Regions from separate parts of the Homo sapiens genome. Here regions 1, 2, 3, 4, 5 and 7 are each linked to region 6. The links are chromatin loops, found by intact Hi-C in ENCODE. Cell type or tissue: GM12878. All regions are shown on one strand.

What was found. A loop is a pair of places that touch in the nucleus more often than their neighbours do. Peaks named below come from ENCODE experiments on the same cell type or tissue, not always from the same donor. Only the 100,000 strongest peaks of a DNase experiment are listed, where the experiment ranks them.
Region 1: it touches region 6 in a loop (12-fold over the local background); 9 of 110 quality-filtered maps call a loop at or near these places.
Region 2: it touches region 6 in a loop (7-fold over the local background); 4 of 110 quality-filtered maps call a loop at or near these places.
Region 3: a loop joins it to region 6, with 5 times the contacts of the local background. A loop is called at or near these places in 35 of 110 quality-filtered maps.
Region 4: a loop joins it to region 6, with 7 times the contacts of the local background. A loop is called at or near these places in 23 of 110 quality-filtered maps.
Region 5: a loop joins it to region 6, with 11 times the contacts of the local background. A loop is called at or near these places in 79 of 110 quality-filtered maps.
Region 7: it touches region 6 in a loop (4-fold over the local background); 5 of 110 quality-filtered maps call a loop at or near these places.

The regions. Positions count from the first base shown.
Region 1 is chr6:88,493,288-88,497,287 of GRCh38, forward strand. No RefSeq gene overlaps it. Among named protein-coding and RNA genes, the nearest start is that of CNR1, 330 kb to the left of the region's middle. In GM12878, no CTCF peak of the experiment used is centred here; DNase peaks (open chromatin) are centred at 11, 654, 1,264, 1,544 and 1 weaker place; H3K4me3 peaks cover 787 bases; H3K27ac peaks cover 2,543 bases.
Region 2 is chr6:88,236,453-88,240,452 of GRCh38, forward strand. No RefSeq gene overlaps it. Among named protein-coding and RNA genes, the nearest start is that of CNR1, 72 kb to the left of the region's middle. In GM12878, a CTCF peak has its summit at 1,838 (motif pointing left); a DNase peak (open chromatin) is centred at 1,829.
Region 3 is chr6:87,389,319-87,393,318 of GRCh38, forward strand. No RefSeq gene overlaps it. Among named protein-coding and RNA genes, the nearest start is that of LINC01590, 5.8 kb to the right of the region's middle. In GM12878, CTCF peaks have their summits at 2,212 and 3,909 (motif pointing right); a DNase peak (open chromatin) is centred at 3,943.
Region 4 is chr6:87,830,099-87,834,098 of GRCh38, forward strand. All of the region lies in intron 2 of LOC101928911 (a long non-coding RNA gene), which reads left to right. Among named protein-coding and RNA genes, the nearest start is that of AKIRIN2, 130 kb to the left of the region's middle. In GM12878, a CTCF peak has its summit at 2,034; a DNase peak (open chromatin) is centred at 2,163; H3K4me3 peaks cover 500 bases; H3K27ac peaks cover 893 bases.
Region 5 is chr6:87,928,083-87,932,082 of GRCh38, forward strand. LOC105377882 (a long non-coding RNA gene) reads left to right here and starts at 3,359. Exons shown (of 3, transcript XR_001744246.1): 1 at 3,359-3,561. In GM12878, a CTCF peak has its summit at 1,907 (motif pointing right); a DNase peak (open chromatin) is centred at 1,899; H3K27ac peaks cover 752 bases.
Region 6 is chr6:88,869,292-88,873,291 of GRCh38, forward strand. All of the region lies in intron 8 of RNGTT (RNA guanylyltransferase and 5'-phosphatase), which reads right to left. Among named protein-coding and RNA genes, the nearest start is that of RNGTT, 92 kb to the right of the region's middle. In GM12878, a CTCF peak has its summit at 1,625; a DNase peak (open chromatin) is centred at 1,600; H3K27ac peaks cover 534 bases.
Region 7 is chr6:88,166,456-88,170,455 of GRCh38, forward strand. It overlaps a transcript of CNR1 not described here. Among named protein-coding and RNA genes, the nearest start is that of CNR1, 2.1 kb to the left of the region's middle. RefSeq lists silencers at 1-248, 309-748, 819-1,018. In GM12878, a CTCF peak has its summit at 2,132; no DNase peak of the experiment used is centred here; H3K4me3 peaks cover 1,160 bases.

The DNA of each region.
Region 1 (4,000 bases), 380 kb before region 6:
TAGCAGTGACCGATTTGAAATGGAAACAGAAACAATAATTCCATCCTCATTAGTAATGAAAGCATGGAAGGGCTGGCCACCTCTCCTCCAGGAGGCTTACTGCACATTCAAGTAAAGTACTCAGGACTATGACACTGATCTGATAGCTTCCCAACCTTCCATCAGGCTCTCAGGACTAGTCCCAGCCTACTGTATATCAGTCCCCTTCAGAAACCCAAGGCTTCCCATTAGCAGTTATATGGATCTCTCAGCCCCCACACTATACTGAACAAGCCTAATCCCATCCAACACCCCTCCCTCCCCAATGTTTTCCCTGAGCTCTGTAAAACTCTTAGTCTGTGATCAGAAACCTAATTTCTGAATGGTTGTCCACCAAGCATGCCTCCCCTGCAGCCCTCTGACAAAGAGGCTATTTTTCACCCCACTTCATGTTCCTCAGGGCCAGGAAGGAGGCAAGCCTATTTCTTATTCACCATTGCCTTTTCCCACTCTGAGGCCACCACTACATAGCTTCTCTTTCTTCAAACCTCTTACTCCTTCCCCCCAAACTCTCATCTGAAGACCGCATCTTATACGTAATTGAGGGAATAAGAGTCATCACTAAAAAGTCCCCCTTCACAGTCTAAATAAAGAAACCAGTGGTTCTCAACCAAGGGAAATTGTTCTCCCCAGGGGACATCCAGCAATGTCTAGAGACATTTTTGATTGTCACAACTGGAGGAGGTGGCTACTACTGGGATATCTTAGCCAGGCATGCTGCTAAATATCCTACAACAGACAGCCCCCAACTACAAAGGACTATCTAGCCCAGAATGTCAATAGTGCCAAGGCTGAGAAGCCCTGGTATAGACGAAACTGCCCAGGCACCCCTTTTATCTCTTACTCCAATGAAGAAGTGTCCCTGCTCCCCTAAAAGCTGGTTATCTCTCATTCTCAAGGACCTTCCTCCTGATATCACCCCCTGCTTCTCTCTCTCTCCCTCTCTCTATATATATATGTATCTTCAGTTCTCCCTCTCTATTATGTATATTCAATTATTCAACAAAAATTACTATATGCCAAACACTCTTCTAAGTGCTGAGGACACAAAACAGATGAAAATTCTTGCCCCTGTGAAACTTATATTTTAAGAGAGGAAATGATCAACATTATAAGTAAGTAAACTATACAGTATTAGTGGGGAGTTAAAAAGAAAAAAACAGGAAAGAGGAACAGAAAGTATGTGGCAGAACAGGGGGTTAAATTTTAAATAGGTGGCTGGGGAAGGACATCCTGATATGCTGAAATTTGAGCTAAATCCAGAAGAAAATAAGGAAAATATTTACCCAAATATCTGGGGAAAGAGCATCCTAAGCAGTGGGAAAAATAAGTGCAAAGAGAGAGAGAGAGCCTGGCTTGGGGTTTGTCTGGTGGGTACAAGGAACAAAGAGAGGCTATGGCAGTTAAAGCAGATTGACCAAGGGGAGAGCTGTAGAAGATGAAGTCAGAGAGGTAGTGAGGGTGAAATGGGGTATAATTTTGGCTTGTACTCATCTAAGTGAGATAGAGAAACTTCAGAGGATTTGAACAAAGGATTTCATCATTTGACTTTCACTTCAACACAAGGGTCAACAAACTACAACCAGCAGGACACCGCTTGCTTTTTTTTGAGACGGAGTTTTGCTCTGTTGCCCAGGCTGGAGTGCAGTGGTGTGGTCTCAGCTCACTGTAACCTCTGCCTCCTGGGTTTAAGTTATTCTCCTGCCTCAGCCTGCTGAATAGCTGGGATTACAGGCACGTGCCACCACACTCAGCTAATTTTTGTATTTTTAGTAGAGAAGGAGTTTCACCATGTTGGCCAGGCTGCTCTCAACTTCTGACCTCAAGTAATCCACCTGCCTTGGCCTCCCAAAATGCTGGAATTACAGGCATGAGCCACCACGCCCAGCCCACCACTTGCTTTTATAAGTAAGGTTTTCTTGAAACACAGCCTCATTCATTTCTTTTGTCTCTGGTGGCTTTCAAGCTATAATGGTAGAAGTGAATAGGTGGGACAGAGACGACATGGTCCATAAAACCTGACATACTTACTATTTGGCCCTTTACAGAAAGAGTGGAGAAGAACTCTTTAATAAAGCCAGGAAGCTCAGAAACCATACATGAAAAGATATATTTGACAGCAAAAAAATTCAAATTCATTTAGGAAAAGTTATAAACAAAGTACAGAAACAAATAAGAGATTGGAAAAATATTCATTACAAATAAAACTTTAATATTGCTAATATATTCTCCCTCAGTATCTGTGGGGGATTAGTTCCAGGTTCCCAAGGATTGCTGAAGTCCCTTCTATAAAATAGCATAGTATTTGCATATAACCTACATACATCCTCTTGTATACTTTAAATCATCTGTTGATTACTTCTAATACCTAATATAATGTAAATGCTGTGTAAATAGTTGTTATACTCTATTGTTTTTTATTTAGATTTTTTTTATTCTTGTCTTGTCATTTTTTTCTTTTTTAGTTTTTGGAATACTTTCTAATCATGGTTGGTTGCATCTGCAGATGTGGAACCCGAGGATACAGAACACTGACTGTACACAAAAAAAGTCCCTACAAATTGATAGAAAACAACCCAAAAATCCAGGAGGAAAAAACAGGCAGGGGATATGAACAAGCAACTCACAGAAGAGAAAATGCAAATAGCCGATAAACATATTAAAAGATGCTCAGCATCACTGGTGGTCAGATAAATACAAAGTAAAACCACAAGAAGACACCATTTACCACTTCAAAATGTAAGAGAGCAATAACAGTTAGTGCTGACTGGGATGCAGGGGAACAGGCACTTCCTTCCACTAAGGGTGGGAATGTGATTATGTCAGAATTTTGAAAAAGTAATCTGACAGTATCTATTAATATTAAAATACATATATTTCTAGAACAAGCAATTCCACTTTGGGAAATATACCCTACAAAAATAAAAGTACGAGTTCATATGTATATACCAGGATATTTTTGCAACATTATTTGTCCTGGTAAACAATTCCCAGGGAAAAAAAAAGGAATATCTAATAATAAGCATAGCTCATATATAATATTATGTAGCTATTTAAAAGACTTTATCTGAGACAAAAGGAAAAACTCTGTAACATACAAAGAGGTCTCAGGAATCAATCTTGAAAAGAATGAATACTCCAAACTTTCTAATGGGCATAGGATACTAACACATAGTTCACAGAAAAAAATTAAATCCCCTTGAAGACTGGAAAACATACTCAATCTCCCTTATAATAAGAAAAATGCAAAGTTAAAACTACCCTGAGATACCAGTTTTCACCTATCATATTGGCAAGGAAGAGAAAGTTTAATGACTCGCCACGATGGCAAGAGTGTGGGGATTTGGGTCCCACCTTACTGGTGAACTATAAATGGCACAACCTCTCTGGAGAACAATTGGACTATAAGTGTCAAAACTGAAATCAGCAATGGACCTAGCAAGTCCCTTTCTAGAAATGTATCCCACAGATAAATATACATGTATGCAAAGTGATATAATTACAAGGTTATTCATTCCAACATTGTTTGTAAATGCCAGAGTAGGAAAAAAAACAGCTGAATTTCCACTGGAAGTACATTAAATATATTTTGTATTTCCATATAATGGAAAGCTAGGCAGTCATTTAAAAGAACGAAACCAAATAATAATAATAATAATAATAACAAAGAATGAGGCAGTTTTACAAACTGATAAGGAACACTTTCCAAGATATATTATTAAGTGAAAAAAGCAAGAGAAAACAATGTGAGAAGAATTCTACCCAGAATAGAACAGGTTTTCAGGCATAGAACAGCACTGCAGGGCTTCAAAAGAGAACTGATAACAGTGATTGCTCTGAGAAGGGGAAATGAGTGGCTTTGGGACAGGAATACTAGGAGCACAATTTTCACCAAATAATATTTATTCCTTTTTATATTTTTTATCGTGTGCATGTATTATCTTTACAAAAATAAATAAAA
Region 2 (4,000 bases), 630 kb before region 6:
CTTTCTACAACTGTAACAATGTCCTCTTAAAGACAATTTATTTTACAAATGTGGACTAGTCATTAACTATTAAAAATAGTTATTATTATTAGTCTCACAAGAATGTCACCCTCTGACGGGACCAATAATAATATAAGACATAACAGCAGGAAGAGGGGCTTTTTTGGGTAATGTTTTGATAGTTTAGAAGAAGCCATAATAAGAAGGCAAGATTCTTCTTCTATCAGTGTACAAGAGCTGCACAATTACTCCGTGAACATTTGTCTCTTCAATGCACTATGTCAATCCTGATGTTTTATTGTCCCATGAGGCATATTATTGGGTCTCAAGCGTGGAAAAAAGCTAGGAGAATATTAAGCCCTGAATATGAAGGATGGATACTCACCATGTGCTCAGCAGCCTGGAAATCATTATTTAATATTAAGTTATTAGATGATTACTGAGCCAAAAGGACATAATATCCATTATGTAAATGTTCAGTCACGGACACTGTGCCCCAACACTTATTAACTCCAAGCTGAATATTGAATGGCATGCATCCAAAACTAAACATGTTCAAACAGACAAGTACTTTGTCTTTAAAAAGCAGGACCATTCGGTCAGTAGTACATTATGTCTTACAAATAAGAGAGCACTTTTTCTTGAACAATGTTAAACACTCTAGCCAGTAAAAGTGAGAGCTGGGGATGAAGCAGATAGTGTGCTGGGAAAGGGAGAGCATTTCACGGCTACCTGTGAAGTTCACATTTTGTCCTGCCTCTATTTGAACAAACATTCTCAAGGTGCAGCACAATTCCACGTGCAGAGGGCTGGTGGCTATACTCTGCAAGTCATTCAAAGATTTAGAAAAGAAATTCTCCTCTTTATAATGTTATGTATAACAGTAAGTGACTTTCGTATAATTCACTGGTTTATCTGTTCATCTTAGCATTTTCAAAAATGAATTCATGACTCTGTAATGCAGCTTTTGTGGGTCTTTGAGTTTTATAAAGTTGGCCTGACAACCTTTTATATATAGTAGCCCACAGAGAGTAAAGAGATTTTTTTTATTTTATCAGTCTTCCTGTGGCTCTGAGGGAGTTCCCCTGTCACATAAAAATTGCCTTTGTTTCTTCAAATGCTGTACAACCCCTAAATGACCAGTGTTGGGAAGACTTTTTGCTCCCATTTCGTACACCCAATGTTTGTCTTCCTTTTCAAGTCCTGGTACATTGTTTAGCATGGGAAAGACGCCCATTAAAGGATTGTTGAATTAACACATGATAAAATAAATCGTTGTATAATATCAATCAGAGTATGTGTTCTGGGCAAGTCTTGAAGCTTAGATCGTGAAACTTAAATAATTTGGTCAGTGTAATCATTTCCAGAGCAATTGAAACCATTTAATCCTTCTGATCTTGGCTTTTTGTGGGAGTGGGGGCAGAGTACATGAGTAAAGTACCAGAGGGAGCTGTTTTTATAATTGTGTTCTTTTACTCTTATGAGGAAACCACTACATAAATGTGAATCTCATAGGGGCAACATATGTTTCTAGAAAATATGCAACAACATGTGAGCTAGCAGGAGAGAGAAGCCATGAGAACTTTCATTTCTCATGGAAGGAGTTGATTAGCAGGCACAGCTAGCTGCTCAACTTTGACTTGTTTCTCACGTTTTCTGGGGAAGAGACTCCTGTCTCTGAGATATAGTCCTAGATCCCTGCTGCCTTGTCCCTTGAAGAAAACTGACTTCTTGTAGTCTGTGGTCAAACTCCTGTGGCATTTTGTCCTGCCTTCTGATGAAGGCTGTCTCTTGAGGCTTTCAGCTGGATCCCCTAGGACTGGCTGCCTCCTACTGGTTTTGCTGAGAACATTCCACTCATCAGCCTCTGCCCAGAAGATTAGTCCTTTACCTGCTGGCCAGCTCTGATCTTTCTAGATAGTAAATTGGCCAGGATAGGAGATACTGACCATTTCAGGAAGAAGTTACATTGTCACTATCTACCTAATTTGGGAAGTAAACTTCACTTGCCATAAACAAATCAGTACTCTTGTCTACTATGCTACATCACCTGGCCACAGTCACTGGATCTTGGCATCTGCTGCTGGGCCTGCCATCTCTCAGTTGGTGGCAGATACTTAGGGGGTCACAGTGAAAAGAATGCTCGCCTCTTCAGGCCCATTTGTATCCTGTCAATCACTCAGAAGAGCAGGGGTGTTGGATTATGTGTTAGGTCTCTCCTTCAAATCTTGCAGGAGACCATAATGACACCACCACTTTCTGGAGACCAGCCTTCCAAAAGCAGTCAGGAGAGAGAAGAATGTAAATGAAAAGTTCCTGGATGCTTAGAGATAAATGACCAATTCAAGAACCAAAGGCCTAAATATTACAAAAACACTGCATAGTAAAAGGAGGAATTTCCTGACCAGTGGCCAATGTCTCTAAAAGGTAGATCTTTAGATGTGAGCCCAGAAGTAAGTAGTATAGATAGGAGAGAAGCAGGGTGAAAATGAAAATAAATCAATGGAAATGAGCACTAAAGGCTGTAGCAACATCAGTCGGAAATAGCGATAGAGACAGTGGGCAGGGCCCTTCTGAACATTGGTAGAAAGAAAGCTAATGCAGGGAGAAGGGGAGTTAGGTGCAACTTGGACGTCTTTGAGGATAGGGCTAGAACCATCTGTTAACTACAGATGGTCCCTGGCTTTTTTCAGCTTTATGATGGGTTTATCAGGGTACTAAATGCATTTTTCACTTTCAATATTTTCCACTTACAATGGGTTTATTTGGATGTAACCCCATCATAAGTTAAGGAGCAGCTGTACAGAGAAAAAGTTGAAAACATATCTCTACCTCACAACATAGAGAAAAATAAATTCCAAATGAACCAAGGACTTTCATGTGAACGACAAAACTTTAAAAATTTTGGAAAAAATACAGGATAAAATGTTTATGAAATTTTGAAATTTCAGTGTATGAAAAGATTTCTTCACCAAGTTACAAAAAATATGCAACCCTAATAGGAAAAGATTCATAAGTTTGACTCCATTAAAATTAAGAACTTCTTTTCCTAGAAAGACACCAAACAGGGGAGTGAAGAGATAAGCACCAACTGGAAGAAAGTATTTGCAGCACATATAAATAAAGATGTTATTCAAAATATTTAATAACAAGTGTAGTGTAGGCATCACTAATTAAAATAGATGCCAATGGTCAGACTCACTGGCTCACACCTGTCATCCCAGCACTTTGGGAGGCCAAGGTGGGCGGATCACTTGAGGTCAGCAGTTCGAGACCATCCTGGCCAACATGAAACCCCATCTCTACTAAAAATATGGAAATTAGCCAGGTGTGGTGACATATGCCTGTACTACTACTCGGGGGAGGCTGAGGCTACTTGGGGGAGGCTGAGGCAGGAGAATGGGTTGAACCTAGATAGCAGAGGTTGCAGTGAGCCGAGATTGTGCTACTTCACTCCAGCCTGGGTGATAGAGTGAGACTGTCTCAAAAAAAAAGGATGCCAACAATAAACCACTATCACATCACAACACTACCAATACATTGCAGCTCAACATCGCTGTGTATAACAAAAGACAAGAATATAGAATATATAAAGAATGCCCATATATATATGCACATACATATATATGAGATAAACAGATAGTAGAGTGGGCAAAAAAAAGGTATTTCACAGAAAAGGGAACATGAAGTACTATACTAATATATAAAAAGACTTGGCTCTGTGGCTCATGCCTGTCATCCTAGCATTTTGGCAGGTCAAGGTGGGTGGATTGCTTGAGCCCAGGAGTTCGAGACCAGCCTGGGCAAGATGACAAAAAACTGTCTTGGCAAAAATTATAAAAATTAGCTGGTCATGATGGTGCACACCTAAGCACCAGCTACTCCAGAGGCTGAAGGATGATCACCTGAGCCTGGGAGGTTGAAGCTGCAGTGAGCCAAGATTGTGCCACTGCACTCCAGCCTGGGCAACATAGTGAGACCCTGTCTCAGGAAAAAAATA
Region 3 (4,000 bases), 1.5 Mb before region 6:
ACTTTTTCTGTAAAGGACAAATAGGAAGTATTTTAGGGTTTGTGGGCCACACAGTCTTTGTCAAAACTACTCAATTCTGCCATTATAGAGCAAAGGCAGCCTGAGATGATACATACAGGAAGGAGCATGACTGTGTTCCAATAAAACTTTATTATAGATTTTGAAATTTGGATTTCATGTAACTTTCACATTTCATAAAATATTATTGTTCTTTCAATTTTGTTTAACTATTTAATAATTTTAAAAAATCATCCTTAGCTTGCAAGCCATACAGAAACAGGCAGGGGCTGGTTTATGGAATGTTACTCTATTTGGAGATATCACTGATATCCATGTTTATGATTGGCACATTTAAGTGATCAGAAAGGAAATATTTTTCAAGTGGAACAAACTGTTTCATCTCTTCTCACCAATGACCACTGACCCTACAATGTCTTCTACTTTTGGTGTGTGCCATATCAGAAGAAATTGCTGGAGCATGTAAGAATCTTTATATTTTAAGGCTAGCTGAGCTGAGGGTTCAGTAGAGGGCAAAGACCAAACTGATACCCAAGGCAAGCTCCAGAAAAGAAATTTCTAGGTAAAGCATTGTTGCCTGATAAAGAAATAGTTTATTTTTTAAAATAAAAATAAAAACATCAATCAAGCACTTAATATACATCAGTGAATAGCCTTTGAGCTCCTACAAGCATGGGTCTGGGTCTCCGCAAGGTAGTCAGGCTCTTGGCACCAGTAGGCAGACAGGTTTGGAGGCAGCACCAGCAGAAGTGATCCCGAAGGCACTGTCCTCCACTTTGTCTCCACATGCAGTCTTCCCAGTGATCTCCCAGTCACTAGCACCCCAAAAGGCAGTATCTTGAAACAAAAATGCGTGTACCACCTTTCTCATCCACACTCACAGGCCCATGTGCACATGCATATGGCATTGTCAGGATGAGCGCCTAGTGAGAGCCCCTTCATCTTATTGGCTTCTTTTGAACTCTTAGACATCTGGGTGCAGTGATTCCTTTCATCTCTCGATACCCTGACCAAAGGAGTTGGTTTGCGGACAGCTATTACTTGTACCTATTATTGTACATGTAAATATGTTATATGGACTAGTTAGACATTATGGTGTCCATTTGAGGTATGTCTTAATCTGTTTCAGCTGCTATAACAAAGTAACATAAACTGAGTAGCTTATAAAGAACAGAAATGTATTTCTTACAGTTCTGGAGAAGTTTAAGATCGAGGCACCGATTTGGTGTCTGATGAGGGCCCACTTTCTGATTCATAGATGGCTTCTTCTTGCTGTGTCTTCACATGGTAGAAGGGGCAAGACAGCTCTGGGGCCTCTTTTATTTATTTATTTGGAGATGGAGTCTCACTCTGTCACCCAGGCTGGAGTGCAGTGGCATGATCTCGGCTCACTGCAACCTCTACCCCCTGGGTTCAAGGGATTCTCCTGCCTCAGCCTCCCAAGTAGCTGGGACTACAGGCACCCACCACCACGTCCAGCTAATTTTTGTATTTTTTAGTAGAGACAGGGTTTCACCATGTTGGCCAGGCTGGTCTTGAACTCCTGACCTCAAGTGATCCCCCTGCCTCAGCCTCCCAAAGTGCTGGGATTACAAGTGTGAGCCACTGTGCCCAGCCTGGGGTCTCTTTTATAAGGGTACCAATCCCATTCATGAAGGCTCAGCCGTCCTGACCTAATCATCTCCCAAAGACCCTACTTCCTAAAACCATCACCTTGGGGATTAGGTTTCAACATGTGCATTTTGGGAAGACGCAAACATTCAGACCATAGCAAGGAGCAAGGCTTAGGAGCAGGTCTCATTCCTGGAGCTAGTAGCTGAAGGGGAAGGCATCTACCCAAGAGAGTGGTCATCTACAATGTCCATCATATGTACAAGTTCCAGGCCTTGATAAAGGAAATAGAAATTCTCACACCACTGGAAACTTCCACCTCCTCCTGCACCCGGCTCTCTAGGGGCTTGACTTTGAAGAGAAAGGTGCCAGGTGATTGCTCTTCTGTCACAAACATAAGAATGGAGCCACTGCAGGAAGGAGGGTCAAAAAATTTATTTTGTTCAAGCCTTGGAGAGCGAGCCACATCTTGTAACCAGATTGTGGTGCTCTATGTTATGTACTTGTCCTATTACCCTGGACGTTAGTAAATGTTCCAGCCTTGCCTCAGGGTTGCTGTGGGTTTGGGAGCATTGCCCCCATGAGGTCAGTTCTGTGATGGCAGCAGTAACTCATGAGATCCCCAAGGGAAAGAGACATCAATAGTTGAGAATATGCAATCCTTCTGTGAACCTTCGCCCTCCTGTACCAATCCTACAAAATTAGGAGTCATTGTTCTATGAGAGAAGGCCATCTTCCTCATGGTGTATTCACTGCAATTTCTAAATCCCCTTGTAAATAAGCTGTTTGTTTGTTTGTTTGTTTGTGACGGACTTTTGTTCTTGTTGCCCAGGCTGGAGTGCAATGGCGCGATCTCAGCTCACCGCAACCTCCACCTCCCGGCTTCAGGTGATTCTCCTGCCTCAGCCTCCTGAGTAGCTGGGATTACAGGCATGCACCACCACGCCTGGCTAATTTTGTATTTTTAGTAAAGACTGGGTTTCTCCATGTTGGTCAGGCTGGTCTCGAACTCCTGACCTCAGGTGATCTGCCCACCTCGGCCTCCCAAAGTGCTGGGATTACAGGCGTGAGCCACCGTGCCCGGCTGTAAATAAGTATTCTTACACAGTAGGTGCAAGATGATAGCATATAGGTTAGACATAGGCTAGAATCTGTGGGACCTTAGGCAAGTTACTTCACCTCTCTGTGTTTAGCGTTCTCATCTATAAGATATATATAATAGTACTTCTCTGAAAAGGCTTCTTGTAAGAATTAAATAATATATAAAAATGCTTAGCACAGTGCCAGGCTTATAGTACATGGTTAACACAAGTTCCCTATTATTGCTATAGTACCTTGCCAAACTTCTTTTTTATCAGCCTGATTAATGGGGGGGAAACTACCTTCTTCCTCGGGTCTTCTGATTTCCTGGAAAATTAGTAAACTGTAGTAAAACTATGGACATCAGTCCCTAAGATCATAGCACTAGGCTAGGCAATGTGGGAACTTCAAAAGAATTTTAGAACATAGTTCTCGTCCACCAAGTGCTTACAAGTAAGTTGGAAATGCAGATACGTGGGTTTAAATCTTGACACTACTGTTTAATAACCTTAAGGACCTTGAGCAAGTTTTTTTTTAAATCTCTCTAGGCCTCAGTTTCTTCTTTTTAAAAATGGGGATTATAACAGTAATCACCTCATTGAGTTAATATGATAATTAAATAAGTGAATAGAAGGAAAATGGTCCAACAGTGTTGACATATGGTAAATGCTAACTATTGCTATCTATCACCATGAAGCAGTGTATGTATGAGGAAGTGCCCACAGGAGTGTGCCTCCGGGATGAAGCAAAGCAACAGAGATCCAAGCAGGAGAGGCTGCAACAGGCTGGAGATATGCAGAGTCTTCATGGGGGAGGTAAGACTTAGCTGAGTTTGCAGGCTAGGTAAGCTTGAGACAGGCAAAGACACGTTCAGGAAGAAATAGCATTACCAAAAATACTAAGAAGGAAATTGGCAGGGGCATTTGTTACTACAAACTGCCTTACTAATTCCAGCATACCAGGATTCTCTTTGAGACTTGCAATGCGTAACAGGTAAGTGCTTAATGAATATTTTCCAACTTGTAAAGGACACAGGGAAGTGTGGATTATTCCTTCCCACCCCCAAAATTATTTTACGTCAGTTTCTTGAATTCTGCAAAATTCTCATCTAAATTATTGCAGCTAAGTTTATGCAGTTGTATAGTTGGGGGTGGGCAGTGGGAGAATTTGTAGCTGTAATATCCTGTTTTGACAGTAGGTGGCTCCCTTACATATATGTAAGAAAAGTGGCACTGTGGTCTGTATAGGAAATCACTTAAGTCACTTGAGTAATTGTCACATACTGTATGTC
Region 4 (4,000 bases), 1.0 Mb before region 6:
CTCCTCCTTCTTCCTCCTCCTCCTCCTTCTTCCTCCTCCTCCCTCCTCCTCCTCCTCCTTCTTCCTCCTCCTCCCTCCTCCTCCTCCTCCTCCTTCTTCCTCCTCCTCCTCTTCCTCTTCTTTTGAGACAGGGTCTCTCTCTGTCACCCAGGCTAGAGTGCAGTGACGCTATCACAGCTCACTGCAGCCTCAAACTCCAGGGCTCAGGTGATCTTCCCACTTTGGCCTCCCAAAGTGCTGAGATTACAGGCCTGATTCACTGCACCTGGCCTTGAAGACTTCTAAGTATAAATCAATAGCCCTAACCTCTCCCCTAATCTCCAGATTTCTAACAAGAAGAGATCTTGTTTGTGCAGATGTCTCCTGACATCTTCTCCTGAATAGACATAGCAAACTGAGCCATGAGCAACACAAACAGAAATTATTCTCACTGCCACCCCCTCCCAACATGCCTTCCTCACAGCCTTTCTAATTCCGGTAAGTGGTATTGCATCCACTTAGTAGCTCAGTCAAAAGTCACACTCCATGCCCACCTCTAATCTGTTACCATTTATACTTCTAAAATAAATTGGAAATTCATTCCTTTATTTATTTATTTTTGAGACAGAGTTTCACTCCCATCACCCAGGCTGGAGTGCAGTGGCGAGATCTTGGCTCCCTGCAACCTCCACCTCCTGGGCTTGAGCAATCCTCCTGCCTCAGCCTCCTGAGTATCTGGGACTACAGGGGCCCACCACCATGCCTGGATAATTTTTTTGTGTTTTGTCGAGATGGGGTTTCTCTCTGTTGCCCAGGCTGGTCTTGAACTCCTGGGCTCAAGTGATCCACCTGCTTCAGCCTCCCAAAGTGCTGAGACTACAAGCTTGAGCTGCCGCACCTGGCCCCATTCCCTTTTTACAATACTACTGTTATCACCCTTGTCCATGCAACTATATTTTATTGCCTGTAAGACTACAGTCATTTCCAAAGAAGTTTCCCTGTTTCTACTGTTGTGCTTGTTATGGTACTTCCTCCACACAGCATCCAGAATAATTTTCAAAAATGTAAATCAGATTGCATCACTCCCTTTCTTAATAACCTTTTGCACTGCCCCATGTCCGCGTCCCTGAGCCCATAAAACCCTCTTCTTTGCATTCTTTAGTGCATTATTTCCGCTGTAGTACTGACCTCCTGAAAAGCTCAAGCCTCTTTTATGCTATATGGTTTCTTTCCCACAGATAAAGTAAGAATAAAAATATTTATGGATCTGAAAATTCCTTAAAGTATTTGTTACTGTGCAGGAGGTAGAAAACTTCCTAGGTAACCTCTTCTTCTTTTTTTTTTTTTTGAAACAAAGGCTGGAACTTCAGGGACCAGTGATGTTGTCAGTTTTCTACTATCTGATGAAGGATACTGAAGAGAGTGAAAAAAATAGTATAGACTTGGGGAGAAAGGAATGGATTTGTGGGAGAATAAAATGGGAAAGTAAAACAGAGTGGGGAAGGGGGAGCTAAAAAGAAAAGCACCCAGGATAAATCTTTTCCTTGCTTTATAATTCATATCATAGTAAAATTTTATAAATTTAGTTTCTGTAGAAAAAGGAATAATAAAATGATATTAATTAGGATCATATTCATAATTATACTGTTTCTCTCTGAATTTATATAATCTTTCTGCAAAGAGCTAAAAATGGCTTAAAAAGCTCTAATGATATTATATTATTTAGCAATGTGTCTGTAATAGACATTAATGATACAGTATTAAACCAATCCATAGAGCTTTCTAAAGGTACGGTAGGCTAATATAACACCAGAAACCTAATTGCTGCTCTCAGAATTTAGAATTGAAATTAGCTTAATGATATAAAATTTTTTAATAGGAAAAGCTATCCACAAATAGTTGCTATCATGTAGTTTTTCAGTGTAAAGAAAATTTAAAAAATCAATAAAAACAAAATGATTACTCAGACCTTGTTACATAGATATCGCTGTTAGACGTCCTCCTTTTCTAAGATAACCTATTGTGTGGTTTTCAGAGCCTTTTATAAGTCAGCCACTAGAGAGCAAACTTCTTCTTTTTATCAGGCCGTAGTTTTATTTTTTTTAAAAAATACACACCACGTATATATTGGGAATCTCACAATGACACATTATCTCAGACTGTAAAATCTGATAATATAGCTTCTAGATGCCTGGGGCAGTGGGTGTAGGGGATGAAGTGGGAAATTTTAAGGCCGTTTATATTAAAAACACAAGAAAGAACAAGATAAGATGTTGTAATGTTGAACTACCTTCCTGGAGTGAAAATGAAACCTTCTGCTAATGGAGCATAAAGTCTTACGTTTCATGCCATGTAATAAAATATGATAGGCATTGTTTGGTCTGACAGGTATCTTGGGCCTTTTTCCAGACTAGGGTCTCCAGGGAGCTCAAAGACATGTTACTGTTTCCAGGTGAAATGTAGATAAATTACATTGTCAGCTACCTTTGCTGCCTCCAGTTCCAGAGGCTCCAGTCACACAAAAGAAAGCTGCCAGTTCCAGAACACTCTCATCTATTGGACTAACCCCCAACTATTGACATCCTTTCCAAAGGTCAGGATGGCACCCAAAACATCAATATACAGGCAGATCAATCTGCTAAAGGGTGCCAGGGAACAGAAGGATTTACTGCACATAGAAATTCCAATTTTTCAGGCCCCAGAGTGTCTCAGCCTCCTTTTTGGCCAAGAATGGGAGATACTCAGCTAGGTAAACCACTTTCTCTTCTGGTGGCCTGTTGGCAATTGGCCCCGTTCTCATGACCCTAGAGTCTCATGGCTCACCAAAGTCGTCAGAATCAAGTTTCATCTCTGTTATTTGGGCTTTGGGCTATTTGAAGGTTTATAGTTTAAAATTTGAACTTTTTAGATATTTCAAAAAAACAGTATTGGATTGGTGCAAAAGTAATTGCAGATTTTGCCATTACTTTATACCAACCTAATATTAAGAGCTGTAGGAAGATTATAAAAGATATCCAAGAAGGGAGATTTCAAAACCTTCCAAGGGAACACTTTCCAGGGTTTATTGGCTATTCCGGTTAGATTATTTTTCTTTTCTTTTCTTTTTTTTTTTGTTGAGACAGAGTCTCGTTCTGTCACCTAGGCTGGAGTGCAGTGGCATGATCTTGGCTCACTGCACCCTCTGCCTCCCAGGTTCAAGTGATTCTCCTGCCTCAGACTCCTGAGTAGCTGGGATTACAAGTGCCCACCACCACACCTGGCTACTTTTTGTATTTTTAGTAGAGACGGGGTTTCTCCATCTTGGTCAGGCTGGTCTCAAACTCCTGATCTCAGGTGATCCTCCCACCTTGGCCTCCCAAAGTGCTGGGATTACAGGCATGAGCCACCATGCCCCGCCAGGTTATTTTTCTTATGTTGAATTGGCTCGTGTGAAATTGTCAATATTTGAACAATTTGGCTTATAAAAATGGCCATTTTACAGAGTTCAACCTAATACTTTATGCTACAGGGCCTTCTGTGAAGAGGTCTTTTACAGGCATTGTTCACCACTTCATAATCAATCAACAATCATTGCCTGCCCACTAAGCACTCAGCACAATGTCAATGCAACTCAACAAAGATATATTATTGACTCTCTGCAAGGTGCTTTGGTGAGTACTGCAGCAAACATTAGGGTCAGCTAGATGAGGTCCTGTCTTTACAGAGCTTATGTTCCAATGAGAGAAAGTAAAATTAATCACTTGGACAGTGTTATGTTTTCTACAGTTAAAATGTTGTGGGAGTATGAAAGAGGATGAGATTCAATCCTGACTGGGGGACTCCAGGAAGGTTCATTGCTGGGATGGCACTTGGATGGAAGGGCTGACACTTAACACGGAAGAGGTGCTAATTTAGTTGGGACTTGAAGGAGGCATAAGATTATTCTTACAATTTCCCATCAAATATCTGTAGCTGTGGTTGTTGTTATCAGTAGACGGTAAAATTTCTGAGGGCAGTGGTCTCTCTGTAGTCACACGGTGCC
Region 5 (4,000 bases), 940 kb before region 6:
AATCCGGTTGGGTGCAGTGGCCTGTAATCCCAGCACTTTGGAAGGCTGAGGCGGGTGGCTCATCTGAGGTCAGGAGTTCGAGACCAGCCTGGTGAACATGGTGAAACCCCGTCTCTACTAAAAATACAAAAATTAGCTGGGCATGGTGGTGCAAGCCTGTAATTCCAGCTACTTGGGAGGCTGAGGCATGAGAACCCCTTGAACCCAGGAGGCGGAGGTTGCAGTGAGCTGAGATCGCACCACTGCACTCCAGCCTGGGAAATAGAGCAAGACTCTGTCCCAAAAAATAATAAAAATAATATAAAAAACAAAACAAAACAGACTCCGAGATACAGAGGAAATGGGCTTGCCCTTAGGAGAAACCAGAGGGCCAAGCACAATGCCAAGAAAAAAGTCAAAATCTTTATTTCCTGTTCAGATCCTTAAATACAGCGCTTATGAGGTCTCTGCCTGAGGGCCCATGGTTTTCAACTTTGCTCAGACCTGCATTTAAGCAGAAGCTCAGGCAAAAGGACGATGGGGAGGGATTGTCTTCCTCAGTATTCTTCTGGCCTTTGAGGAAGAAATGAAAAGAATTCTGTAATCATTCATTGACATGGCTTCCGTGTAAAAATTTTTGAGCCTCAGGCTGAAGAAAACAGAGCAGGGGAAGATATTTAGGAGGGAAACTATTTTACACAAAGGTAACGTGTGTGAGAAATAAAGACTTTTTTTTTTTTGAGACAGAGTCTCGCTCTGTCACCAGGCTGGAGTGCAGTGGCACGATCTGGGCTCACTGCAACCTCTGACTTCCTGGTTCAAGCGATTCTCCTGCCTCAGCCTCCCAAGTAGCTGGGATTATAGGCATGTGCCACCACGCCCAGCTAATTTTTGTATTTTTAGTAGAGACAGGGTTTCACCACGTTGGCCAGGATTGTCTCGATCTCCTGACCTCGTGATCCGCCCGCCTCAGCCTCCCAAAGTGCTGGGATTACAGACATGAACCACCACACCCAGCTGAAATAAAGACCTCTTAAAGCAGAAGGCAAAGGTACATGTCTCTGGAAATTCAGAAGTGTTATTTAGTGATCTAGATGAAGAATATATGGGAGGAGACATGAGAGCCTCTGTACAGAATCATTCATGTAAATGTTTGCCCAGAAACCCAACTGACTGAGGCCATAATTCACCCTTGGGAAACCACCAGAGAAGCTCATTGGATCATAGCTATGAGCGAAGAGCTGTTGCTAGCGAATCAATACTGCTATCTCTATAAGCACCCACCTTATATCTCTGTGACTGCATCTAATTTTTAATAAGCTTGTAATCAATGATTTTTATTATTTTGTATAAATTTCCAAAAGGCTAGTTCAAGTAAAAAAAAGAAATCCTGAACATTTTCAGCTGGAGAGTTTTTAGGAATAATTACATGTACATTAAGCAATATTTTTCTGGTGAAGGTGTATATTTTTCTCTCCTTCCTTCCTTCTCTTCCTGCCTCCCTCCTCTCTTTATTTTATTCCAGAGAGACTGCCATAGGTTTACCAAATACCCGAATAACCCTTTCTTGTTTTATCTGACCCATTCATCTTGTACACGTATTTATTATGATATGAGCACAGAGACTTTTGTTTTCTGTTTTAAACATTTGTTTTTGGATGTTCGGCAGATTGCATGCCTAAAGAATGCTTTGACTAAGAATTCCTAAACACAGATTATGGCTTTGGGCAGAGACCTCTTTCCCCAGTGCCTCAGGTTCCTAGTCTCCACTGCTGACGTGCAGTCAGAATGAACTAATTCACACCCCAGTCTAGGCATCTGGGTCACTTCGTGCACATGCTGTGAAAAGGCCGCTCCTTCCCTTTCTTCAGCCACTACTCGGCACTACTCAGGCACTTCGGAAGCAGTGACTCAGGAGACCAGCAGGTGGCACATGGGAACCAGACTACACACTCCTGTGGCCCAGGACAAAGAGATGGGAGAGGAAGGATTTCGTGCAAGGCCAGCTGGCTGATTTCCTCAGTGTTGGCGGATTGAATGCTGCCCATGAGGACTACAGAAATCTTCATGGACTGCAGGACCTCAATGATTAAAGACAGGGAGGCAGGGAGGAGGGCAAGATCAGGGTGACACTAAAGGATGGGGACATTACAGTCAGTCTTTCAACCTCTGCTAATCCTCTCCCTTAACCCCTTACCTCACAGGGGGGTTGTAAGCTGAAGGACATATCATAGGTAAAGCAACAAGCCTGGTTGGGGAGCTTAACACTGGTAGCTGTTAAAATAGTTATTATCTGGTTGGGTTGAACACAATCCAGTGGTGTTATTTAGGCATTTTTGACTAATCTAGAGGTTGTATGCAGGTGTTTCTGATTCATTCATCTGTTCATTTGTGTTTCCAACCAGTGACTATATATGGAGTAGGTTCTCTTCCCTTTGCATGGCTTAAGTACACGAAGGTGCACAAGGCCCAGTCTTCAGGAAAACAAACAACCCACTGTAGTGAAGTCAGTAGGAGGATGAGAGATAGGTTATATGGAAAAACCAACAATTTAACTTGATAATCAACACTCTAGGCAGAATAGTTAGGTTTTGGGATGATGGTTTTGATGGTGGGGAAGCTAAGACAGGAAGATGAAGGAAAAAAGGACCATTTGCAACCATATATAAGGAAAGGGCATTTATAAATCAGAATAATTTCTAATTGTTAAAATAATCACTATGCTCACACATTCTATTTAACCTTCCTCTTTTAGCTGGATATACTGTGGGGCTTTTATAGAAAGCAATACTTTGAGGGTAATTTAGCCACTTTGAAAAAAGAATATATATAATATATGAAGGGTTATTTTTACAGAGAACAATGCTCAGTTACTCCCTGTTTCCAGAGTAGAAGAGGAAAAGAGCTTTACCTAGAGCAAGAAAATAGAAAAGGCTTTTTAGCACTGAGAAGTGTTCATTCCTGGTGAGTTACCCCCAGAAAATGTTGGCATTGTTTTAGATCTGGACTAGTTTAGATATGGCTCTCTTAGGGAAAAGGAATACACAAGAGTGCTTTTTTTTTTTTTTTTTTTTGACAAAGTCTCACTCTGTCGCCCAGGCTGGACTGCAATGGTGCAATCTCGGCTCACTGCAACCTCCGCCTCCTGGGTTCAAGCGATTCTCCTGTCTCCACCTCCTGAGCAGTTGGGATTACAGGGGTGCACCACCACACCCAGCTAATTTTTTGCATTTTTAGTAGAGACAGGGTTTCACCATGTTGGCCAGGCTGGTCTCGAACTCCTGACTTCAGGTGATCCACCCACCTTGGCCTCCCAAAGTGCTGGGATTACAGGTGTGAGCCACTGCGCCCGGCCCACAAGAGTGATTTTTAAAGGCCCTGTACATACTTAGGATGAACAGAATCTGTATCTTTTCTAGAGAAAAGAAAGACAAAGAATGGCTTAATCACTGACTGTCAAATAAATGAAGGCCTATCAACTGGAGAGAAACTGTTAGATAAAAGAGAGAGAGAACTAAAACAAAAGATCTACCCTAGAAGGAAGCACCATTTTGATTCTAAAGATTGTGGGAGTCTCTTGGGGTAAGTAATAAGAAACTATGGAATGTTAGTTTGGGGAAAATAGGTTCTCTTCCTCTTGTGTAAATGGGCAAATTTTTGGTCACAATTTCAATATGTGCTTATTGGCTGAGTTGGGTGGGATGTTGACAAGATCACCTCTAAGATCTTCATGTTCTGGAAACTTCCCAGTGGTGGGGTAGACCTCATTTCCAAGTTGGCAAAGATGGTGAACATCTAAATGAAGCCTTTGCAATGAACTAGGTTCTTACAGTCTCATCACAGACTAAAACCCAAATTTCCACAAATCATTTAGGAATAATGCATCCAGCTACAGGTGAAGTTCTAAGTGGAAATGGACCATCCCTGCCTTTGGTCTTTGCCAGACTAAAGCTAAAGTGGTAGAAAATACCTGAGACTTTTTATAATGCAGAGTATGGATTTTACTCAGAGTGCAGAGGAC
Region 6 (4,000 bases):
CTTCAAGTCATAAGAAGCTTCCTCACAGGAGTTATAGCAGTTTATAAAGGAGAAAGTATTTTGACCTTTTTCGTGACTGGCCATTAGACACTAACATTATTCTAATGCAAGTGGAGCTGTTTATATTTGTCTATAGCTGATTGGTTTAATTTCACTGAATCATGCTGGCAAAGATGTAAACCTCATGCTTTGTGGTTCTTTTATAAGTAGAGATAGTGTTTCAGGGGAATCAGAATGACTTGAGTTTGGGTTACAGGGTTATAGGCAGTTGGCCTTGGGATCTATCTAAACTGTGACCTCCATTTTTATTTTCCTTTTAACACTAGTAAGTAATTCTTAATGAATCAAACTATTAGAAATTAACTGGTTGCTACTAGTCTTTGTTCAAGTTCACATAAAAGTACCAGGAGAAATCCTAGAAGCACCAATTTCAACAGCTAATACTACTGAGACTATAAAAATAAATATATTATGGACTCATAACATTAAGGCAACTACCAAGGCCACATCATAGAGCAGTCTCAAAGTTCAGCTGCTTAAAGGCTGTAATTTATGCAGCAATTTGATTTGTTCTAGTTATATATTATATCCTGCAACTCTAGCCAGTAGTTTACATTCTATCAGGCTGACATAAGATGTAAAAGACCTAAATGCCATTCTAGATAATTCATAGGGAGACAAAATTTAGTTTTCTGCCCATGCAAAAGTATTTTAAAAATTAAATTTCTAAATTCAAAAATGTTACTAAAATAAAATGAGTCCAAGGAAGCTCACCTGCCAGCAAAAATAGCAGCAACATTAAATCTGGGCTGAAAGCCAGAGTGATACTATACTAAGATGGGCCACCTATATAATCTTCAAATCAGACTTCACAATTTAAAAGCACTGTCAGAATTGCTCATTTTCTGATTTCTTTACCTAGTTCACATGTTACTGCCTTTTGAGAAGCAAATTACCATCAAACATGCAAAAACCAAATGTAGTTCCTCCAGAAAATAAAAATCCTATATATGATTTTAAAACATATGGTTATAGAATTTTTTCCCCAAAATATATCATTAGGGCACATATATAAAAATTACTGTTCCTCATATACCACATACAAGTCAAATAACTTTTCTATCCTATGAACATAAATTTCACTGCCTATAAATAAAAGAGCTACATTCCAACATCATGTTTTTCTATTAGACTCCTTTGCTCCCAACACAATTAAGAGCAAAAAAAAAAAAAAAAATCCAAATGGGATAAAAGAGAATCTTCATATCATTCTTCCCTTCTGAGATTTCAACTTAAGAATGTCTCAGTTTCCTGATACAGAAAAAACACTTCTAGGGACTTTAATACGGCTACATTGTTTTTACCAAAAAAGGTCCAAAATGGCACTTTAAGGTCATTTGCAAATATAATAATTCAGATGCAATGCACAAAAGAACATACCAACATTGTCAAAATGGCTATGCTTTCAGTAATGCTGTATATATGATCCCACTAATCCTTACTAAATTCTTAATAATCCCCAGCTAATATTCTGGGTTGTATTATAAAATAGATGTCCAATGCACTGGATACCATTAGAATTCTACTGCTTCACAAAAGCAGTCTGAATTAAACCTGGTCCTCTGCTGCCATCTAGCGAAGTCATAAGATCCCAAAATGAAATCAAAAGTGACAATTGTTCAGATCTATTCAATAAATCATTAAAATACATTAATTATTTCAGAAAATGCTGTTTGTAGTTTTTACTACAAAAACTGCTACAATAATAAATATACTGGAGGATTTTGCTCCAAAGAAAATGTATGCATATTTCCATAAATGTATTCTAGAGTATACAGACCATAGCAATAAACTCCTATAATAAGCTATCAGATGAATAATTACTCATTCAAAAAAGTTATTTAGAATAATATTATCATGGTATTCTTATAAAAGCAAAACTTTCAAAACAAGCTAAATTTACAACCACACAGAAATTTTCAAAGTATGATGCACTTATACAATGGAATGTTCCATACAATAGAATGATTCTTCCCAAGACACTACTGAAATAATAGCAGAGTTTTTTTTTTTTTAAGTATAAAGCTATATGGTCCTGAAAAATATGTCCTGAAAGTCCACAAAATTATTTGACACTCTTAACCTCAAGAGATGGAGCTTAATTCCCCTCCTTTAAGTTTGGGCTAGACTTATATGTTACAACAAATAGAATATGGCAGAAGTGGATTGTATGTCACCTCTTGGGCTAGATTAGATTAGATTATAAACAGACTACTACTTTTATCTTGGGTGTTCTCTTAGATCATTTGCTATAAGTAAAGCTGGCTGCCATATGGTGAGGACACTCAGGCAGCTGTGAGAACCCACTCGGAACCCCAGAGCTGGTATGAAGATTATTTTAACCAGAAGACATTTGAGAGTCAACAAATGCAGAAAGGTGGCTGTTCAGAGCTTTCCTTATCTGACTAAAAGCAGAAACTTCCGGGAATTAAGCTACCATAAATCCTTTCTTCTAGGTGGCTTCACTCCCAGAAAGAAGACTGAGAGTAAAACTATCATAAATCCCCTCTCCAGGAGTTTATGGCCACGAAGAAGATGGAAAAGACCATTCCCCCCCATAAAAACAAACATTTCTTACCTCCTATTTGTTCCTCTAAAAATCCACTTATCCTTCCTAAAGAATTCCATTTTTTTTCTTACACTGAAGCCTATTCTCCACCTTCCCTTTCCACCATTAAATTAGACATACAAACTTGAGACATTAAGTTAGGAATACAAACTTTAGGCATAGTCCCATTAAGTTAGGAATACTAACTTCAACCATCTTGTAAGCCACTTCTTTTATGTGCTTCCATACACATATAAACTTTGTTTTTTCTCTTGCTAATCTATGTTTTGTCAGTTTAATTTGTAGGCCCCTAACTATTGAACCTAAGTGGGTACAGGAAAGTTTTTCCTCCCCACTGGTAAGAAATGGAGGTCTCATGCCAACAGCCAGCTGAGGAACTGAGGCCTGCCATCAACCATACACATGAGCTTGGAAGTGGACCCTTGAAATGACAACAGCCCTGGCCAACAGCTTGACTGCAATCTGATAGACGACATTGAACCATAATCACCCAGCTTAATAGGTACAAAAAAAAAGAATAAATGAATAAGACCTACTATTTGATAGCACAATAGGGTGACTATAGTCAACAATAACTTAACTGTACTTTCCAAAATAACTTAGAGTATCATTGGATTGCTTGTAACAAGGGATAAATGCTTGAGGCTATGGATTTAAGAAAAACAAAAAAGACTCACCCAACCACACTGCTCCCAAGAAACGATGAGACAGTAAATATTTGAATTTTAAACTGTTATATTTTGGGGTAATTTTAGGGTAATTTATTAGAAATGGCTATAACAATGAAGATAATGAAGGGAAGGAGAAAAGAGCATCAGCAGATGCACTATTTCAATAAATTTCTGGTTGACAAGAAATAGACGGAGAAGTACTGAAAAGTGCTGAGAAGCATGCACAGAGGTAGCAGGATTCACAGATGGAGGTGCCTATTTTACAAAACCCCAAAGAAGATCCAGACCCAGAAACATCAAGTGCACAGGATGACTACAGTGACATATGGACTGAAAAGGAGGGATTGGTTATTTTTAGCTATGTACAACAATTAAATTCTCACAACTCATACACACAACACACAGGTTATTCCTCAAGCAAAAGAAAAGAAAAATCAGAGAGCTCTTCTCTAAAGAAACTGAAACAGGGTGGGAGGGTGAACAGAAAAAAAAAAGAAAGAAAGTAAAAGAAACTGAACCAAATGGGTAGTGAGGGAAGAGCACCTAAGCACAACTGCTTATCATAAAGCAAAGGTCAGAAATTGACAAACCCAGCCCACATTCATGGAGCTTCCAAGCAGCTTCTCTGCCTCGTTTCAAATGCACAGCCAACCAAGGATCACCACACATTTGAAGAAACTAGAAACATAAAGAAGAAAGA
Region 7 (4,000 bases), 700 kb before region 6:
GCGCGGGGAGGGACCTGAGCGCAGCGCCCGTAGCCCCAAACTTTGCTTGGGGCGGGGGACCCGCCGCGGCGCCAGCCCTGGGGCCAGAGGGGACAAGCCTCTTCGGCCCGCGTCACCTACTTCTCCTCTTCCTCCTCCTCCTCCGCCGCCGCGCTCCCGGAGGCCCCCGCTGCCATGACCTCGCTGTGCTCCCGGATACCCTCACACCCTGACCAGGCCAAGAAGGGGCTGGTGCATGCGCCGCCCACGACCTCGGGGCCATTAATCACACGCTCCCGGGCAGCGCGCATCGCCAACACCTTCCGCGGGGGTCACGTCTGGGGCAGCGGGCTGAGCCGGAAGGGGAAGGGGAGCGGGAGCCCAGAGGCCGAGGCGCGCCGGGCCCGGGGGTGCGGTCTCGCGCCCCCTCCCTCCGCGCAAGGCCGCTCCCGTGGCAGGCGGCAGCGAGCTGGGCCCGGGGCCGGGCTGAGCTTTGGGACCGCGCTGCGCAGCCCCCGAGCCGTTCGCTACCTGGCTGCGGTCGCGCGGCCACCTGTCCTCCGCCCTCGGGGCGCCGCCCAGCTTCGCGCCAGGCGCCTTCTCCAGCGCCCGCCGCCCTTTCCCGGCGAGACCACTCGGGCGCGCCCCGCCCGCCGGTCCCCGATGCAAACAGTTGGGCTCCGTAGGCGGCTGGCTCCGCGCCTCCCGGCCCGGCGCGCCCCCTCCCCGGCCACCCGGGGCCCCGCTCCTCGCACCTTTTCGCTGGAGGAGGACGCCCCACTCCAGGGCCGGACTGGGGGCTCTGGGACTCGGGGGCGGCAGCGGCGGGCGCCTGGGGAGCCGCGGTGTGCTCAGCAGCCGCGGCAGGAATTAGGGGACATGCTCGTTAATTGTTTCCACTATCAGCCGCCGTCTGCCTCCTGTGTGCACGGATCAAACCTTAATTGGTCTTTACATTTATCATGGTGAATTGCGAACCTCCAAACAAGCCTGGGCCGCCGCTTCTGCCGAGGAGGCGCTCCCCTCCCCTCCGCCCCCGGGGCCCTGCAGGGTGTGCGGCGGCGGTCGTGGTTATTTAGACATCTTTATCTCTCGTGAGTTGGATCGGGAGAGGATCGCACGGTTTCCACCTGACGGAGCCACGTCACGTCGGCCACAAGGGCCCCGTGCTGGGCGCTGGGTTCGGTTCCCGGCCGTCCTCTTGTGGCCGCCTTGGCGTTCATTTTATGACACCTTGCCGGTGTTCCCAGACATCATCCCGCACCGCTCCGTTTTACCGACCTCCAGGTCTTCCCGCCCCTGATCAGACCCCAACAGCAACCGTACTATATCTGGACCCTATATTTGAACTACGTGGTGAGAATCTGTGAAAGCGAGCCTCTCAGGGAAAGAAGGAAGATTGTTGAGTTCAAGGTCCTGGAGGAGGGAAGGCTGTAAAACCGTTTTGGAAACGTCAGGCCAAATCGTACAAAGGCTTCCCGCAGAGCACTAGTGCAGTTTTTGAAAATCCCCCTAGACTGCTTTAGACTAGAAGTATTTCCGTCAAGCAAATGACCATTTGACTCCATTGAGAGAGAGAGTCCACCGCTGAAATGATTAAGTCCTACTAGGTGGGTGGTTAGAAAAGGTTATCAATAAAGTTCTGATGGACCCATCGATAGATGGAAGAATGACTGGGAGATAGATAGTAGATGTGGGATTAGTGCTGAGCCTTAACCCTGCTGCTTGGGGAAGGCTCTACTCACAGGCATTTTTAGCCCACCTCCATGGCAGAGACAGCTCCAGCGCAAGATTCAAAGGGAGGAGGCTTCAACATCTGTTGCTTTTTTCTTTTAGGGGTCGTGGTTGTTAGATTTTCCCTTCACCTCACACCCCTGGCAGTAGGAAATATTTGCAAAAATTTTCTCTCCTTATGACCTCGCAGACTCTGATTTCCCAAGAGGCCAGATGACAATAACTTCAAAGTCTCTCCTCCACCTGGCAGCTCAGTTTCAAATGACTGCTAGTAATTAAAAGAAAGGATCAAGGCAGCGCTTCCTCTGACTGTGATAAGGACATCTTCAGTCACAAGAAACCTGGGGGAGCTGGACTCCTAGAATGCTTTCAGGCCACAGGATTTCACTTGGGTGCTACCACCCTCCCCTGTAGCTGGAGGGCGTGAGCTGTTGGAGTGGCAGAGCTGTTCAACATCACTCAGCTAAACAACACTGACACACCCTGGTGGTGCTCCTTCTATAAGGAGCACTTTCCCACATGTTGATCTATACCTTCGTGGTGGTCAGCATCAACCTGTGAAAGGTATTCCATGGAAATCTTGTATCTCAACTCAGCCACACCAGCTTTTGCTTTTTCATAAAGAGGAACAATCTGATTATTGTGTCTCTAAGTCATCCCAAATATCTTCTGATTGACGTTGGGTTTCTTCACTGAATTCTATGAAATTCCAAGCAGAAACCTAAGATCGTTGATGGGCCAGTGTGACCTGTGGCCAGAGCCAATCACTCGGAATCTCATCTAGTAGTGACTCCAGCCGAGATAACTGTTTAGTTTGTTATTCTGTTGTTCAGGGTTGGGGGAAACCTGGAGCCTGACAGCTGAATTGTACTGACTTTCCATTTAGAGCTCAAGGATAATAATCAGTAATGGAGTCAAAATTTGACTTATGACCTGGCATTTTATCACCACAAGTGAATGCTGTGTCAAAAACAAGAGAGTTATGTTCCTTGGCAAATACTGTTCTTGTGGGCCTTCATGTGCATCTTTAAATTTTCGTCAAGGTATTAGACTGACAGACAGGAGAGCTGCTGTACTTTTTCCTTGGATTGGGGCAACTGGAAGAGGGGCAGAGATCAGACAGCAGATGGTGCGAGGGAAAGATGCTCTTCGGTACCTTGGAGTTCACATTTTGCAAGGATCACCTTTATGTGGGAGGAAATGATTTAGTTTCCACATGTGGTTGGCCATCCACTGTACTCCTGAGACAGTCAGCAAGAATGACAAATGCAAGCTGTCAGCCTCCCTATTAGGAACATTATGTTGAGAGCATTCATAAATTTAACATGAAGTGCTGAATGGCTCTTGGTCACCACAAACCCAGGTTGAATTTGAATCCATGACCTTCTGAGGAAATGCCCCGGCAGCCCCTGAACAGGCTTCAGTAGTCCCTTCAGTGCTAGGCTGCCTGGTTTTTCAGATCCTTATCCTTTTAAAATTAGAACAGGGCTATGATGAGCCAATTTACTGCCGTTCTGTGTAATTTAGGTTATTCACTCAGTGAAATGTAGAGGATGAGAGCACAGTTAAGGCTGCATATTTCAACTTCAAAGAAAGATCTCAATTTATGCCTGCCAAAGTGTTAAGAGTTCTACTGGCCATAGAGCATCAAGGAAACATGTCTGCTTTGGTGAGATAGCTGTGGATCCAAAAGGAGCTCTACTTCAAGATGTTTTTGGTTTTATTTTATTTTTTTTAACTTGCCATGGTTTGTCGTGCTTCTCTCCCACTCCCCAAATGGGTGGTCTGTTGGGGATGATGAGTCATGATTTCCTGGTTTGGAAAGCGACATCACTCTCTTTTAGAGTTTTGGGGGTTCGGTCCAAGTTTGGTCCTCACGTTTTCTTTGGTATTTTCAGTGTGATGCTCACACTACAGGGCTGGAACGCTCACTGATTAAGGACATTTTAGGAATGATATTATGACTACACGATTTCATTCTAATTCGGAGCATTGCTTTAGAGTTTCGACAGCTGTTATTGGCTCTCCCTTGAAGCATTTTGTTTTTCAGTGGCTCTGCATTACTAGATGGGAATCTGCTTCTTCACTCCCAGTCTAAAGGGTAAGTGTCAGTAAGCCTGCAGACTGGGCTGGGGCTCTGCCATCCACAGCGTAAGGTCTGAAATGCCTGCTCGTGAGTTGCTCCACCAGCGATGCGAGCAACTGAAAGAAACTCCTGCACCACTTCTGCGTGCTTCTCAAGAACTACAAGTTGGTGTTGGAAAAGAGATTCTTTTTCACTCAACTG